Linked DNA regions of Homo sapiens: region 2 is linked to region 1. A link is an interaction called in ENCODE POLR2A ChIA-PET data of the cell type or tissue named here. Cell type or tissue: Panc1. All regions are shown on one strand. Each heading gives the region's core, and the rest is flanking DNA. Links, peaks and the distances in the headings are about the cores only. Region 1 has its middle 53 kb from the start of ERO1B. Region 2 has its middle 7.2 kb from the start of LGALS8.

Evidence for each region. ChIA-PET counts read pairs that join two places held together with the same protein. Peaks named below come from ENCODE experiments on the same cell type or tissue, not always from the same donor. Only the 100,000 strongest peaks of a DNase experiment are listed, where the experiment ranks them.
Region 2: POLR2A ChIA-PET joins it to region 1 with 7 read pairs; 2 of 35 experiments call an interaction of 5 or more read pairs at or near these places.

Annotation. Positions count from the first base shown.
Region 1 is chr1:236,333,613-236,336,528 of GRCh38, forward strand. No RefSeq gene overlaps it. Among named protein-coding and RNA genes, the nearest start is that of ERO1B, 53 kb to the left of the region's middle. In Panc1, for the core only: no CTCF peak of the experiment used is centred there; no DNase peak of the experiment used is centred there.
Region 2 is chr1:236,515,309-236,518,224 of GRCh38, forward strand. It overlaps a transcript of LGALS8 not described here. Among named protein-coding and RNA genes, the nearest start is that of LGALS8, 7.2 kb to the right of the region's middle. RefSeq lists a silencer at 993-1,171. In Panc1, for the core only: no CTCF peak of the experiment used is centred there; no DNase peak of the experiment used is centred there; H3K4me3 peaks cover 1,090 bases; H3K27ac peaks cover 2,500 bases.

The sequences.
Region 1 (2,916 bases), core at 324-2,823:
CTCTGTTGCCCAGGCTGGAGTGCAGTGGCGTGATCTCGGCTCATTGCAACCTCTGCCTCCCAGGTTCAAGCGGTTCTCCTGCCTCAGGAGTAGCTGGGATTACAGGTGCCCGCCACCACGCCCGGCTAAGTTTTGTATTTTTAATAGAGACCGGGTTTCACTATGTTGGTCAGGCTGGTCTCGAACACCTGACCTCAAGTGATCCACCTGCCTCAGTCCCCCAAATTGCTGGGATTACAGGTGTAAGCCACCATGCCCGGCCTAAAGCAGGTACTATTATTTCGATTTCATAAATTGTGAAACAGGGACACAGAACAAGAAGTAGCAAAAAGAAGAACCAAGATTTGAATCCAGAATGTCTGACTTCACATTCAATCTTAACCAATAAAAATATAGACCTGGTTCCAGCTTCAGCTCAGCTGTAACCTTGCCATAACGTTGGATAGGCTGTTTATGCCTAAGGTTCAGGCTCTTTGTCTGCAAATTAGGGATGTTCCAGGACATATGATTCCCAGGCCATTCCTGTGAACTCCATTTTGGAAATTCAACTACCTACTTGACTTTATATCAAGAACTGTGAAGGGTCTGAGACTTTGCCCAACCTGCTAGCAAAGAAGCTAGCCTGCCATAGTTTCTTGGATGCTGACAGAAATTACAAGGTGTTGAAGTCAGAAATGAAGAACTTTATTCCTCATAGCACAGCAGGTAGCATGAGCTTCCTGTTCATGTCAGTTCCCCTGGCTCCCCAGATAACAGAGAGCAGCTCAGGTGGAAGCTGCACATGCAGTAGGTCTGCATCACAATGAGGAACTCTGAGCACTGGGAACCCAAACCTTTTAAAATTGACAGCAGGCCAGCGCGGTGGCTCATGCCTGTAATCCCAGCACTTTTGGAGGCTGAGGTGGGTGGATCACTTGAGGTCAAGAATTCGAGACCAGTCTGGCCAACATGGTAAAACCCTATCTCTACTAAAAATACAAAAAAAAAAAAAAAAAAAAATCAGCCGGACGTGGTGGCACACACGTGTAATCCCAGCTACTTGGGAGGTTGAGATAGGAGAATCACTTGAACCTGGGAAATGGAGGTTGAAGTGAGCTGAGATCATGCCACTGCACTCCAGCCTAGGCAACAGAGTGAGACTCCATCTCAAAGAAAAAAAATATTTTTTGACAGTAAGCCTGTCTGATCTTTCCCCAGAGGGTGACATGGTCTTTATTGCACTAGGCAGTAAACAAATCTGCCCTCTGCTTTGGAAAGAGACATTCCCTCTATAGTCCAGGAATGTTTACTATATTAACATCACTGACAATGTAGTCTAGAACAAACGCTTTCAGTGCCTCTGCTTACAAAATGTGCAGAAATGGAGTGACTGATGGAGAATTGTCTCCAAACAATATCCACTTCTTATTTCTACACTCTTGGCTTCTGGTGAATTTCGTCATAAGTGAGTCACTTTGTCAGCCACTCTGATTGCTCTGACCAATAGAGGCTGGGACCAAATCTATTCATTTTATCCGACACAGCATTTAAAGCCAGTATCCACAGGACCCAAGCATCGGGATGAGGCCAACTTACAGTATTGACCTCAACCATTTGCCCCAAGATCCTGGACCAACCCAGCTAAACAAATCTCATAAACCATCATTATCACTAAGGTTCTGTACTGACCTCTCCACGTGGCTTGAGGCATTAGCCCAGGTGCAGCAGGACGTATTAGTGAGGCACAGTCTCTGCCTTGGCCCACAAGAAAGAAACCGAGAGCAATTCTGACACCTGGCTGATGCGTCCAGGTTGACCTGACAGGTCCAAAGTGGTGATAATTAAAGTCGGGGACAAATTTGTACCACTTTTTCTAACTAGATGACTCCCATGGTAGAGAAAACAGACTGTAATGTGTGCATTAAAATGGGTCGCTTGGCTGGGCATGGTGGCTCACATCTGTAATCCCAGCACTTTGGGAGGCCAAGGCAGGCAGATCACCTGAGGTCAGAAGTTCAAGACCAGCCTAGCCAACATGGTGAAATCCTGTCTCTGCTAAAAATACAAAAATTAGCTGGGCGTGGCGGCGCATGCCTGTAATCTCAGCTACTCAGGAGGTTGAGGCAGGAGAATCCCTTGAACCTGGGAGGCAGAGGTTGCAGTGAGCTGAGATAGCACCACCGCACTCCAGCCTGGGCAGCAGAGTGAGACTCTGTCTCGAAAAATAAATAAATAAATGAATAAATAAATAAATAAATAAATAAAATGGGTCAGTTATCCCCCTGGAAGTTTCCCCCAAGACACCAAGAATAGCTTCATTTTGGAGAGATCTCTGCAGTTACCTTAGGGCTACTTAATTCCCTCGTGGTGTTTTCTTAAATACTCTTAAGGTCTCTTAGGCCCACCCCTAAAATACAAATCCATGTATTTTGGAAGGAAGACAAATTAATGCATAGCTTCCACACCAGAAGTGCAGTGTCAGGGGACCACATGGTGCCCCTGGGAAAAAAAGTAACAACTGTTGGGATCCCCCAAGTAAGACCCATATCAGTTGAAGGGCATAGGTTGAGTGCCTCCAACATGGCTTCCTGGCAGGCTGAAAACCCTAGAGTTCCCAGCTTAGTGTGAATAATTGAGTCTAGTCCTTGTTTTGCTTCAAGTCCAGTTTATCCAGTTTGTCCACATCACCAACCAGGCAGTGTTCATCTACCCAAGGGATGACCAAGCAACATCTACAGAAATAGGGTGGGGAAGATGACCACAGGTGTTGACAGGTGTTTTGTGTGGGAGGTGCAGGAGTTGGGCCATCCCCTGCAGTGGCCTTTTTGGTCAGATGAAGAGGCATGACAATCAAACCATGGTTAGAGCTATCTGGCAGGGGATGGGAGGTACAATAGTCAGTTAAATGTCAAGGGCTTGTCAGGGTTTAGGAGACCT
Region 2 (2,916 bases), core at 371-2,870, 180 kb after region 1:
AACCATTTTTCTAAAATAAACAACAACTGTTTGCTTACGGATCAAAATGCAAAGGACCATAACATTTAGCCTCACCTTCCTACTACAGATCGAGTTTAAAAGTGCCATGGTATAGCTAAATTATGAAGAAAGATATGAATATAACTGCAAAAGTGGAAGGAGATTTGGGATAATTCTTGCCCATTTTGTTAGGCCAAATGCATCTTTGTGCAAATTAGAAAAAGGTGGTCTTCATCCCTTCACTCCTATCCTTTTGGGGGTGGAGGGGCAGTGGCTAAAGTACAGACTAGGTTTCAGCTACCACATCCTCCTTCAGTTAGCTGCCCTCGGCGTGACAGAAACATGTGCAAACAGCCCTGTGCCTTTGTCTTATGTTCCAGCCAGCCAAGAAAAATAGTTGTAAAAGAGCAGCTGCTGTTTGGGGTAATGACCTTGGACCCTCCCCAATTTGTTCCAAGCCTGTTTTTGTATTCATTTTTCCCACATTTATGTTCCTGGATGGAAGCTTCCATATCTGCTCTTGGCCCTATTTGAAATTCCCCAGATTTCCTTCCTGGCTCCTGGCCTTTGGTTTTTCATGTGGCTCCTGATCCCACACGCTCCCTGAATTTGGATTCTCCTGTCATTTCAGGTGCGAGGTTTCCCACTACAGCCTCTTGGGCCTCACCTCCAATACCTCTTTCCCATCAGAACAGCCCGGACCTTCCCCTATGGTAGAGCAGAGACAGAATTTAAATGAATTCTCAAGAAGTGCTTGGACTCATATCTAGCAAAATTACATGGCATTTAACCTTTGACACAAAAAATGCAGCTTCTAGGAATCTATCTAAAGATACACTGTGGCAAATATACAAAAAGAAGCATTATTTATCAAGCACTATTTCCTAATAAAATAATTCTTAGGTCAGGCGCAATGGCTCAGGCCTGTAATCCCAGCACCCTGGGAGGCTGAGGAAGGCAGATGGCTTGAGCTCTGGAGTTCAGGACCAGCGTGGGTAACATGACAAAACCCCATCTCTAACAAAAATACAAAAATTAGCCGGGCATGGTGGCATGCACCTGTAGTCCCAGCTACTCGAGAGGCTGAGGTGGGAGGATCGCTTGAGCCTGGGAGGCACAGGTTGCAGTGAGCCAAGATCGCACCACTGCACTCCAGCCTGGGTGACAGAGTGAGACCCTGTCAAAGAAAGAGAGAGAGAGAGAGAAAGGAAAGAAAGGAAGAAAGGAAGAAAGAGAAAGGAAAGAGAAAGAAAGAGAAAAAGAAAGAAAGAAGGAAAGAAAGAAAGAAAAAAGAAAGAAAAAGAAAGAGAAAGGAGAAAAAGAATTCTTACTAATAAATGCAGGAGAAATGATAGAATTGAAATATCACCATTTTCAATTCCTAATGAAATAACGTATCTAGGCAATGACCATCAATAGCTAGATGCTAAAATCATCTGATCAAACACTGATGGGAACTTCGTAACAGATGGATCAGGCTAACAACATCTGAAACCACTAACTGGTTTTGATGTCATAAAAAGAAAAACAACCAGATATTTTCTGTCTCCTGATGAGTTGCAATTGGAGCTACATATCACCTGTAAAGTCTTCTGGCCAAAAAATTAAGCCCAGCCGGACCTTATTAAACCTTTAAATCTAACAATTAGTTTTGAAGCTTTTACAGATTAAATGAAGTCTGAGATTTGCTTCAAAATGAACCAGTGGTGGGGAGGAAGTGGGTGAGGTGTAGGTGAAACAAGATTGGCCACGTCGATAATTGCTGGAGCTGGGCGATGAAAGCACAGGTATTTATCACACCATCTCTCTACTTTTGTGTGTTTTTTTGTTTGTTTTTGGTTTTGGTTTTAAGGAGCAGAGAGTCTAATAGGCAAGAAAGAAAAGAGAAGGCTGAAGGAAGACGCTCCCCCGTACAGAGACAGAGGGAGGGGGCTCCAAAGCCGAAAGAGGAGGTCCTCTTGTGTATGTTTTAAAATACTCCCAGATAAAATATTTTTGGAAGAGTACTTGGTTGGATTCAACAGCTTTTTTTTAATTTAAAAAAATCACCTCAATTTTTTTGCTTGCTCTAACGTGCCATAGAAATTCCTGAGGTTTTACTTGTTGCTTTACAATGAACTGTGTAAACACAAGCTGGAAGAGATCAGCTATGCGCTGGAAGGGTTGGTTAAATATTGAGACTGCCTTGCTGAGGGAAGCCTTTTAATGAATCTCAGTAATTTTGCAAGAGAAAAGATAACAATGAACACTACATTAAACATCATTCTTTTGCACTTTGCTAAATATGTGTATGTAAATTACTGTCTGACTGTTACTGGATATATACAGCATATACATATGCACTTTTTTTACTGTTTTTTTTTTTTTTTTTTTTTTTTTTTTTTTACAGAGCTTGCTCTGTCACCTAGGCTGGAGGGCAGTGGCGCAGTCTCAGCTCACTGCAATCTCCGCCTCCCAGGTTCAAGCGATTCTCCTGTCTCAGCCTCCAAAGTAGCTGGGACTACAGGCGCCTGCCACCGCTCCTGGCTAATTTTTGTATTTTTAGTAGAGACAGGGTTTCACTATGTTGTCCAGGCTGGTCTCGAACTCCTGACCTCGTGATCCATCTGCCTCGGCCTCCCAAAGTGCTGGGATTACAGGCATAAGCCACCGCGCCCGGCCCATGTATACTATTTATACATTTTTAGTATCATTTTGTCTTTACATTTTACATAATTTCAGATACATTTTCCTCATATCAAATAATTCAGCATTTTTTAGTACTAACATCATAGTCTGTAAGCCATTCAAAAAATGTATTTCACAAAATAGGCTATCTCATCCTTTGAGCTATTGAGATGAATTAATTTATACTCCTCCTAAGATCCCTCTCGTCACTAAGATTCTTTTATTTTATGACAAAACCATAGTTCTAGA